Linked DNA regions of Homo sapiens: region 2 is linked to region 1. Evidence: chromatin contacts called from ENCODE Hi-C or POLR2A ChIA-PET data. All regions are on one chromosome and are shown on one strand. The core of a region is the stretch at or near the end of the contact, and the rest is flanking DNA. Distances in the headings are between cores, read along the strand shown. Region 1 overlaps IKZF2 (IKAROS family zinc finger 2). Region 2 holds the start of ABCA12 (ATP binding cassette subfamily A member 12).

What was found. A loop is a pair of places that touch in the nucleus more often than their neighbours do. ChIA-PET counts read pairs that join two places held with the same protein, here RNA polymerase II (POLR2A). Pooled maps may share reads with other maps.
Region 2: a pooled map shows a loop between it and region 1 (6-fold over the local background). The contact joins the promoter of ABCA12 here to the enhancer-like site in region 1. A Hi-C loop is called at or near these places in 1 of 37 single-sample maps with no recorded cell type and 2 of 50 pooled maps. POLR2A ChIA-PET finds 5 or more read pairs at or near these places in 1 of 52 experiments (activated T-cell).

Annotation. Positions count from the first base shown.
Region 1 is chr2:213,014,456-213,020,274 of GRCh38, forward strand. All of the region lies in intron 7 of IKZF2 (IKAROS family zinc finger 2), which reads right to left. Among named protein-coding and RNA genes, the nearest start is that of MIR4776-2, 91 kb to the left of the region's middle. Within about 2 kb of position 1,481, at least 2 of the 41 ENCODE cell types and tissues checked have a DNase peak (open chromatin) inside an H3K27ac peak, as active enhancers do.
Region 2 is chr2:215,135,028-215,141,052 of GRCh38, forward strand. It overlaps ABCA12 (ATP binding cassette subfamily A member 12), which reads right to left and starts at 3,599. Exons shown (of 53, transcript NM_173076.3): 1 at 3,113-3,599. The coding sequence starts at 3,181.

The DNA.
Region 1 (5,819 bases), core at 231-2,730:
ATACCTGCACCAAGCAGCCCTCATGAAGAAGAGCCAATTCTGAACATGTCTATGCACAGTAAACTGTGGCAGCTTTATGATTGTAATTTATTTTAAAAAGAGCTCTTCAGCAGGAAGAAGAATCCATTTCTAAATTGGCACATTGGCTCACTAAACTACTGCCCTAATTCATTTGACATATACTCTCCAATGCTGTTCCCTATTCATCCCTTTTTTCTAAGTTGCTATGGACTAATCTGTTAGCCCTTAGACACTGACATTCATAGTGCAGACAAAGAACTTAAAACAGTTGTTTTTTGAGTAGAAATACTGCCCAAGGATGTTTAATTAAGGATAGGGTAACAACTCAGACAAGGCGAATCAGTTGATTAAAAACAGTGTTCTCAGGAAAGAACATAACTTATTACTTGTTGTTTATTGTTGCTTTCTCCAGTTGCACTTGTGCCAGTACTGTTTGGAAACCTAAAGCTTTCATTTCTTAGAATAACTTTACTTGTTCAGTATGCCCTGTAAAAATGATTTACTCTGATCCTTTCATTTGTATAAGATAGTCCCACTGTGTACAAAAAAATGTAGTCTCATTTATAAGGGGATCCTCTTGGCAGACACAAAAATAAGTGAGAAAGCAAGAGATGAAAGGTAGGAAAATTCAGTGCACAATTCAGTTGATGTATTTAATAACCAATAGGTTACCAATTTTGAAGAAAATGAAACATAGTGTGAAAAAATGTTTTCATGATTTGGACATGTTTAAAGAAATCAACATTCCATCCAAGTTTTGATTAACCTATAGATGGGTCAAAAAAATTGAATTGTAATCTACATTTAATAAGAAGTCCTCTGGCTATGAATAGCAAGGGATTGTGCAATTATTAGATGTTAATTTGGAAAAAAGTTTCAAGGTGAGACTGAGGAACAAGGAAACAGATCATTGTCTGCACTATATCATTAATGATGTTATCACATTGAAAAAGTATGTCCCAAGATATTATGTATAAAACATTATATTCTCTTTTAGTAACAACTAAAAAAGTGACACAAAAGTAAAAGAGTCAACAAAAAAGCAAAGAATTTCAAAAACATTCAAGGATGACCAATTCACGTAAGGGGAGTCAGAAGAATGGCACAGTGGTGGTGGTGTGGTGGAGAACCAGGTAATGAGATACAAATTGTGGTCAAAATCTTAACTTTTTGTTTGGATGATGGATTTACAAGCACTTACTACATTATTAGAAATAACAATAAAACTAAAAAGCAGTCCAAGTATGGACCAAAGATGAAAATATGTCAGACCAAGATCCAAAATGAAAGAATTTGGCAAGAAAAAAAAAATGTTGTTGTAAATTTTGCTAAAAAACTAGCAAAACTGGTTAACGGGTTTGCCCCCAAAATTAAATATGCTAATTTGTTCTGAAATGAGTAGTCCAAAACCTGGCAGTTTTGCTCTAAGTTTCACCCTGAATTTTCATATTTGAACGCATTTAACACTCAAAACGAAACCTGGGTGTGGGAACTGTCCCACACCACATCCACCTCAATTCAGATGATTTGTCCCGAGTTCAATGAAGCTCATGTGAACTGAAAATGATGATTTTGGCAGAGTTCTGATCTAATTTCTACTTTACAATAGCCCTTTTCATGTCAAAAATTGATCTTGTTTCTACCACATCGGCAATAATAATAACTGACGTATACTATGTGCTGTGTGCTGTTTTAAGGCTTTGCATTTAATAATTAATTTAATTCATCCAGAAACTCCATGAAATAGGTGTAATACCATCTTCACTGTACAGATGAGAACAGAAAGACCCAGAGATGTTAAGTAATTTCCTCAGGGTTTACATCTAGTTAGTAGAGAATGTTATTACTACTAGGAGTCTGGCTCCAGAGCCTGGCTCAACCATTACGCTATACTACTCTTTGTAGAGGTATTTTGAGCATTGACTTTTTGTAAACCAGTCAGACATATTTGTAAGGTCTGCCATTGGGTAAAGACCTGATACATTTTTCCTTAATTATGTAACCAATCTGATTTTGTTTTGCTTCATGGATCTGGGTGCAACTCATCAAAATATTTCTGTGTATACATTGCTAGAAACATAAAACAAATTCTCTAGATATCTCAATAATGCATTAATCACATAGACATTAATCTGGGCTAAAGATATACCAATAAGGTAACTTCCCCTGTTTGAACAAACTTTATAACCAAACATCCTCTTTGACCTTATATTTGAGGTTATAACCAAGATAAAAACATAATTCCATTAGATCACTGTTTCATCACGTTGATAACCATAACGGCAAAACCATAAGTGTATTCCCAATGTATTCTTTTGAAAAACCAAACAGTTCACCCAAATTCAAATTCCAAGTCTGAGGGACCTAGGTTAGATCACATGTCTAGCTCCTGAGCAGGAGAGGGCAGAGTACCTGGACTGAGGGTCCCACCACAGCTACATGCAACAGGAAAGTTCTCTAAAGGTAAATGGGCACTCTTGTTATCAAGAGAAGGAGGAAGGGATGTCAGGCAGGCAAAAACAACAGATGTCTTCTATATTGTTGCAAATTTTCTCCGTGTTACCCGATCTAAAAAAAAAACTTTACAGTTATCTTAGTTATTTTCTTGACAGCATTTGGCAGTGCTGACACTTGCTTTGGCTTCTGTGAAATCACTCTTTCCATGTTCCTACTCTGCTCTTACTCATCTTCATGAAATTTTTTTCCTGCTAGTGTGTTCTTGGCCTTCTTGATGTCTCACTCTGTACTTATCCGTATTGCCTTATTAAAAACTACTACGTTGGGCCACTACATAAATTATGATGGATCCTGCATCTTTGTTTCCTACTCAGACCCCTCTCAAGAGCTTGAGATCTATATATTTAACATCTTCCTAGACAGTTTTATTTGCCTATTTCATGGAGACATAAAAGAATATAGTAAAAGAAGTAAAATCTCCATTTACCTTTCTTTCTTCTATTTTCCTAATTACCATATCACTGAATGACACTACTAATTACCATATCACTGAATGACACTACTATTTACTCCATCAGCCATGCTGGTCACCTGTGGAAAATCCTAGATTTCTTCCTTTCATCCAGTCTTCTGCCTCTCCTCCTCCCTACCACATCTCTTTACAAACACACATGGAGGTACCCCAAGTGTTTTAGATGCTACATTGGTAGTTGTTCACATATGTTGTTCTTTCTGCAGGAAACACCCTTCTCCATTTATTAGTTCACATTTTTGCTTTTTAAAACTAAGCTCAATCCCGGGAAATTCCTCTTGGATGTTCTGCTGATTTAGGTATGTCCTCTCTGTCTCCATAATGCTTATCACATAGTACTATAATTGTTGTTTTACTGGTCTATCTTCCAATAGCTGGTAAATAACCTCAGGGGTTGCATTCTGTTGTATTTGTGTCTCTAATACCTTTTATGATACAAGAGAGATATAATATTCAATGGATGTTCACTGAATGATGTCACCCAATAGAAATAAGTCAAAAAAGCTTATTCCAAAGTTTGGGGGTGCCCAATAATGCCTCTATACTGTGAAAAAGAACCTCCCTTTCCTAAACAATTCAAAGCATAAACCTAACAATATATATAGATTTTAAGCTGGCTATCCTTCTGCTTTGCACTTTCATTTTTGTCTTTAGGTTTAGGTAAAACAGGTAATAACATAGTTTGATTTTAAAGCTTTTCCTTCAAGCTAAGCAGACTTGAAAAAGCAACATAAAGATAATATTGAACAAGATAATCTGCCATAAAACCTAATTAAATAAGATAAATAATCTGCCCTAAAACCCAATAAAATAAATAAGCTCATCAAACCCAATTAAATAATTTAATTATATAAATAATCTGTCATAAAACTCAATTATTATTTCCAAAACTATGAGTCATGATATTCCTCCTTTTTCCTCAAACTCAATCAACTTTTCTAAGACCATTTTATTCTACCTCCTAAATATGTCTTCAATATTTCACCTTGTTCTCTTCTGCAGTTGCCTCTTCATCTTTTTCTTTTTGGCATTGTCATTTCCAGTCTCTCCTCACACCATACCCCCTGCCCCAGGTAGGCATTTATCATGTATCCTCATTGGAGACATTTTTCTTGATTTGATTACCTCATTAATAACAAATTTGGTTACCCTAGTGGCCCCCCATCAGTTACACAATGAAATTCAAACACTAGCTTAGCAGAGAAGACTCTGTCTTTGCATCACAACCTACTAATTCAGAAGCTTCATTTCCTACCACTCCTTAAACTGCAGTTACACTCAACATCAGGGAAGCTGTTAATTATCTTTTATATCTCCAAGCCTCTTTTTCTCCTTGAATATACATTCTCTGTATCCTGCCTGATATATGCAATTTTTACTCATCCCTCATGTTTGGATTGAACACTCCTGCATGTAAGAAGCCTCTCTTGACTTTTCCAGAGTTAGGTTAATTCTACATCTATGTTCCCAGAGAACTGTGTATGCATCCTTATTAGAGCTTTTGTTTCATTTTATTTTATTTTTTTAAAGTATGTATTTCCTACCAGACTATAAAGTAAGTGTATTAAAAGACTGGGTCCATTTATTTTTATACCCCAGAATGTTCTATATAACTTGGCACATAGTAAGCTCTTGATAAATGTTTTCTGAGTAAAGTGAAAATGCCTCTTTTCCTTTAAAAAATTCCATACTAGAAGAACAACACAGGGAAAAACATGTTTTAGAAAAGAAAGACTAGGAAATATAACTATGTCAGATATTTTTTAAAAACAAGTAATAGTTAAATCATTTCATGGAGCTAATGGCAACCAAAATGACAGCAACTCTCATATCTACCACAAAAAAGGAAAACAAATAAATAACATACAGCAAGAGAAGGGAATAGATATAAGTTTCATCATGGTTCTGTTTAAAAAGAGACATATGCCAAGCTATTTATATGAGACGTATGTTAATGATGAACTCTAGCAGCATTTTACAGAACCATGTTTTTCTCTTACAGTATTTATCAACTCCTACCTCGTATGGCCAATTTCCCATTAGGCATGTTAACAACAGATAGAGGAGATTAAGGATAATCTCAAATTATTGTTATAACAAACCCAGAAAAAGTATGGTATGAAATGGCATGAATGTAAACTTATGTGGTTAAAATGATATCCAGTATTTAAGAATATTTGTTTCTATAAATGGTATCAGAAGCTACCCTCAATCCCTTCTCCTCTTTGGTTTTACCCTCTGCTCTACCTACCCAGTGCCCCTACCCCTTTCCCACTTTCCCCCACTTGGTTCCAGCTTCAGCACCACCTGTAAAGGGCCTGTGCCTACGGAGGGCTAAGCAATCTGGGGAATAGGGGGTAAGACTGAGGCCCCAGTTGTTTAGGGGACATATCTTTGCTTCTCTCAAAATATACTTGTTTAAATTTTTCGTTAGCATTTGATTCTCTAAAAGTTCAATCTGCCAACAGATAATTCAATGTTGATTATAATAATTTATTTACATTTTACCTCCCTATTACCATATAGTCTTTTAGGAGTATGTATGCAATACAGAATTCCATAAATAACTAGGAATGCAAAAATAATAAATAAAGTTGGAAATGCATAACGCCATCAAATGTCAGAACTGCAATGGGAGAATATAATATAGAAAAACTAGTAGCAATGCCATAAGGTGTTTTGGGGAAGATTTGGTATTCCCCCAAGCTTCCATCAGCTTCCAGCCTCAATTTACCCTTAAATCCATCAATTTAAATAGTAACAGTGTATTTGGTCAGCAAATGAAACTTCTAATGCTTAAGTTACTGCT
Region 2 (6,025 bases), core at 2,349-4,848, 2.1 Mb after region 1:
TCTCAGCTCACGGCAACCTCCACCTCCCAGGTTCAAGCGATTTTCCTGCCTCAGCCTCCCAAGTAGCTGGGATTACAGGCACCTGCCATCCCACCCAGCTAATTTTTGTATATTTTTAGTAGAGTTTTGCCATATTGGCCAGGCTGTTCTTGAACTCCTAACCTTAAGTGATCCACCTGATTCGGCCTCCCAAAGTGCCGGGATTACAGGCATGAGCCACTGCGCCCAGCCCCAGCATATACTTTTATAATCAACACATTTCCTCATTTATCTCCAATCTACCTTAATATTTTTACTATATCTTTGTTTTCCTTTGCTTTTTTCATGTGCCATTTGTTTCTCCATTAATAGATTCTTAACTTCTTCTCTTTTGAATTAGTCTTCCCACCACCTTGCTTTGTGATGGAATTTCTAAAAAATATTAGGCAAAGTTGTCATGGTGGTGATGCTTCCATTTTTCTTTACCATTAAGTAAGGACTATAAATTTCCTGTGTCCATAGCTTAATTTCTGTTTTGCTGTGAGTAAAAGTATACTTTGAAAGTACAATTTTTAGAATGATTATGAATGTAGAAATATAAATGCTTGCATTTTAAATTATTATTTGATGGATAACCAAGTCTAGTTCCTACAAAAACACTCTTCTCCTCAAATTCATATGTACCTTCATTTCACATTTTGTCTGTCTTCTAATTTGCCTATAATTTCTCTTTAGACAATTTTTTTCATTTTATCCCCCTTTAGATCTTTAATTCCAACTTTCCAACCTCTTATTCCTCTCTTCCTTTTTAAGTGTAATGCCATCGCACATATATCCTTCCCACACGTGTCTTCAAGTCTTTTTCCCAACATGGAGAGACAGAGCTGACCCTAGGCGAAACTGTGAAGGAAATTTCTCTTTCTTTGCCCTTTCCCCCTCCACTCAGAATTGTCCTTCCTTTTCCTTTTGCATCACCATCTTCTACAGGTCTCTCTTGTCCCTCTGGTTGGTTATAATGGATTCAGGTTGGCCTCTGTATTGTCCCAAATTTTGGACTTTCTCTGACCTCACTCTGCCGTGAAGACTTATCTGTTCTGGTTTCCATTTGTTTAAGGTGCACTTAAGATCTGAATCATTCCCTGTCCCAAAATGAACTAATGGCTCATGTATTCTCCCTCCCTAGGAAAAGTATAGTTACCAGAGTTTATTTAGGGGTTTTGACTAGATGGGAATAATGCAAGGTGTCATGCTTGAAAAACTTTTAATATCTGACTTACATCTCCCCTAAATATTTCACCATGTCCACAAACACTGACTAAAATGAAGAGAAACCCCAAAGGAGAAAATTGATATACCTACTACTTTCAAAATGAGGAAAAAAATTTGTCATTAAAATTTCTAAAGATAAAATTTCTCAATGAAAAACAAACATCTTCACCTGAGATTTGGGTGTTTTTTTTTCCTATAACTTTTTTTACACAAAATAGAGTTGTAAAAGAAACAGACCTCAGCATTCAGATTATTGACAATAACACGTACAGATTTTAGTTCCTCTGTGTTTTTGTTTTTAGCTATTGAATTTTTATCACTTACAAACTTGACTGTACGTGGATTTCTTCCTTTTACCCACAGTATCTTCTCCTGAATTTCCTTTCATTATTAATCTGCATAAAATATGACACACATTGCCTCAAATCCCTCACTAATCTATTTGCTAAGTGTGTCAGTATTATAAAGCACTTTGAAATACATTAGCACATTTGGTACTTCCCCCAATGAGTTAGATGTGGCAGGCTTCATGCCACATCTAACTAATCATGTCACGTCTAACTCATCATGCCACATCATGGTGGGAAAAACAGTGCTTAGAGAAACTGTCTTAAGCTACTTAAGTTACATGAGGAGCAGTGGCAGGGGCCCCAACTCGCATGCTCTGACCACATGACCACATCCACACACCCAGGATCCTTTCCCTGCTTATGCCACACAGAATCAACCACATGATAATTATGGGGAGGTTTTCTTCTGTGCTTTTTTTTTTCCAGTTAAAAAACAAATAAAAACATGAATGAGTTTATAATTTTATATTCAAACCCCACACCCATGCAATCACATGCCTTAGAATTTTAAAACCCTACCCACAAAATTCACAAGGGTAAATGAACATCTACTTCCTCCTCTTACTACACACATCAAAACACTCAAGTAAAGTGTCAGGCAATCCAAGCAAGCCTGGAGCGAGATAAGGTGCATAGATAAAGTGCTGGTTTCTGTGTGATGCATATTATTTGCATAATATTTACATTACTCATTCAAGGCTGGGAATTACCACTTTAAAATAAAGTATATTGAATACCTTTTTGGATTTCCCCGATTTTCAAACATTCTTCTGAATATATAACAACTCCCAGAAACCAATTCCTTTCTCAATCATCCTGGGAGCCATCTGATGAGGATCTAATAGCTAACTTTGTAATTAGAACGCAAACATTAATGTAAGAGTACAAAAAAGACGTTGCAATGAGCAAGAGAAGATAGATTGTAGTAGTAAAGCTAAGTGATTCAATAATATTCTTAAAACATAGCACATATACATACTCTTGTTTGGTATTCCCAGTAAATGATTTTTAGATACTAAAATTTCTCAGTAGCTTTTCTATACTAATAGCCTTCAAACTATTTCTGTTCTGTATTTTACCTTTCAACCAAACTTTCTATGGCTTTCAGTTTTCCAGTATATTTCTTCCCATTTATTGTACATTTCAAATAATACTTTTCTTTCCTCTATCCCATTTTTAACTACATTAAGAAAAATTCTGAAAGCCTTTTGGCTTGAAACCAGAATTCAACGTTCCAGTTCAGCCAGTAATGAGTCATGTTCTTTTTTTTTTGCCCAGGGCATGTCCTGGTTTACTCTTTAATTTACTGAAATGAAAAGGCTGCTTTTGGGGGCATGTTAAGACTCGCTCCATTAGCTATAAGACAGATAGGGGGATGAATTCTAAATATCTTACTTCCTGCTTTGGAAAATGCCTTTAAACTCTTCTGTTTTCACTTCTCATTAAGATCACATTTTAGGATTACCTGGCGTATTGCCCCATGACCCATACTCCCACACTTTTTTTTAACTCACCGGCTGCCTTTTTACACCTAGCCAATTTTTCCAGACCAGGATCTGAAGCTGATGAAACAGGGAAGCCATCCTTCAAATGCCCCAAATGAGAGATTTCCTCTTCTTTTCTCCACTCCACAAATGAAGAACTGATGCCCCGTCCAACTTGCTGTATGTCAGTGTATCAGTACCCCTTTCACGGCATAGCTTCCTTGAGGGCTGGGGTAAGAAACCCACAGTTCTTCTGTTTCTGCTGGATTTTTCCCTGTGGTTAATCCTTAACCAAGAGGCACTTCTCAATCAACTCTTCTTCCAAAAGAAGGACCCAGATCAGTATCTTTGGGTGGCTTATGCTTATTTTAAAATAATATCCAGTTGCTGCTTGTTGCACGAAGTCCAGACTCAAGAGAGAATGAGCATCATTCAGATAATGCCTCACTGAAAAAAAAAAAAAAGCAGCAGCTGAACCCACACCTCCTACTCTCCATGAAATTAATTGCCTATCCACACCTTAGAGAACATGTCACCTGCACTGGATGCGTCACAGGGACTAGGGGGTGGGACCTTTGCAAGGCCAGTAGGACTTGTCCTACATTCTCTTGTCTTCTTTCCTGCACACAGTGTCTGCTCTAGCAGAGGCAGGGCACAGAGAGCATTTCACAGACACTGGGCCCAGTGACTCTTTAATATTAAAGTGTCATTAAAATGATTTAAGTCAATAAGGCCAGAGCTTAGCTGCAAAGCTCTGAGCCTCAGCCCATCATTAGATATACTAGGGAAAGTGTCCACCTTTAACCTAAAGTTGAATGTTTCGATTTTGGGGGAAGAAACTATGTTGGCCAGGTCCCACCTTTCATCACAATGTACTAGGTTAAGCACAGGGCAGAAAAGGAAAGGTAGGCTGTAGGGGACATAAATTACAAACTGGAGTCCCTCAATTCGTGAGTGGAGATTCACGTGTCTATTACAGACAAGCCACATTGTTTCAGGCTCTTATAGTGAAAGGGGACACAGGCTGATCCAAGACATTTCTATTTCCTCTTTCCATGATACATTCCTCCCTCTCTAAGATCCTGCCTTTCAAAGTTATCCCCAAGTTGACATCTTCAATGAAGCCTTTTTGGATATATCCCATAGGATAGATTCTCTTGCCTTTGAATCATTCTTTGTTGCCCTCTCTCAAGGAACTTAAAGTTTTTGCATTATTTTTATTTGTGTATGTCTTATTTTTCCTACAAGATTATAAATTATTTGAGGACATGGACTATTTTATATCACAGTACTTTACATATCATTAGTGTTCAATACTTGCTGCTGAATGTAATTGAATAAACTACTGGAGCCAAGGCTAGTAGGGTGAAGCTCCCCTTTGATCCTCACACCTACCCTGACTAATCCAGACTTTACTTGCAAAATCCGTTAAAGCATTAAGAGTTCTCCCTTCGCCAGGTGCGGTGGCTCATGCCTGTAATCCCAGCAATTTGGGAGGCCGAGACGGGCTGATCACTTGAGGTCAGGAGTTCAAGACCAGCCTCGCAAACATGGTGAAACCCCGTCTCTACTAAAAACACAAAAATTAGCCAGGCATGGTGGTGGGCACCTGTAATCCCAGCTATTTGGGAGGCTGAGGAGGGAGAATCGCTTGAAACCGGGAGGCAGAGGTTGCAGTGAGCTGAGATGGCGCCACTGCACTCCAGCCTGGGCAAAAGAGTGAGATTCCATCCCCCCTCCAAAAAAAGGAATCTAGCACAGGTCCTGCCTCATAGTAAGTAGTCAATTAATTCTATTAATTGGGTAGCAATGTTTGCTAAGGACTTATTGAATCATCCTAGGAGTCCTATTATATAGAAACTGTCATTATTCCCATTTTCAGTGAAAGAAAGTGATATTTAGAAGTGCCATAACTTGCTGGATTTCACCTAGTTAGCAGTGAGGACAGTGGGAACAGCAGAGAAGGAACTCGAACCTCGTTTCTGTACTGTTAATCTCTGTGCTATGTTTTCTCCAGTCCCATGTATTACACTTCACAGGAAGAGCTGAGAAACAAATGAACATCAGGGATTTTCCCTGTTTCTCTAGGCAGGTCTATAAATCACTTGTAGAGATTTTTTTGTAAGTACACGCATGAAAAATTATGGCCAAAATGAGTTCACAAAGAGTAGTTGCTCCAGGAATTCAGGAGAAGGAAGGCTGCTCTTTTAGGCTTCTTCATAGAGCCTCACGGCACTTCCCAGCCTGGCTCTTGCCAGCTTCATCAGTTGTCTCTCCACCTTCAGCCCTCCCTCCTGCCATCTGCTAGAATACTTTAGATGAGGACTGTTCACTTTCAGGCTTTGGTCATGCTGTTCCCTCTGCCCAAAATGAAATTGTGCTCATTCTCAAATGACTGACTCAAGTGTAACTTCCCCTCTGAAGCCTTTTCCAGCACTTCCACCCACCACACCCCCACCCCCGGCTGAATTAATCACCCCTTCATCTGTTTTCCCATAAAGCTTTGTTCGCACAGATAGCCAACTCCCTTATTACCTTCTAGTATAGTCAGTCTGTCTCTCTGTCCATACTCTGAGCCCCTTGAGTACAGGGACCAAGTCTCATGGAACACCACAATTTTGAGATAAATTCTGTATTCCTGAATGGTGAGAATTCTGACCCAACTAAATCTAAGAGCTGGTCTGAAGTAGTAGAAGATAAAGTTGGAGAGTTAGGGACCTAAAGCCAAAGAGGAGGAGATGTCATATTGCGGATTTAAAATGAAAAGTTCCTGGAAACTCTTCTTAAGAGATAGAGTATGATAAAGCCGATGCTGTGGGATGATGAAAATGTTAGTAGAATGAGAAACTGATTGAAGTTGAGACTTGAAACCCTGTTTTTGAATAGAAAAAACAAGTGAATTGAGTTAGTGATGATGTAAAACAGTTCAGAAATTTTAACAGC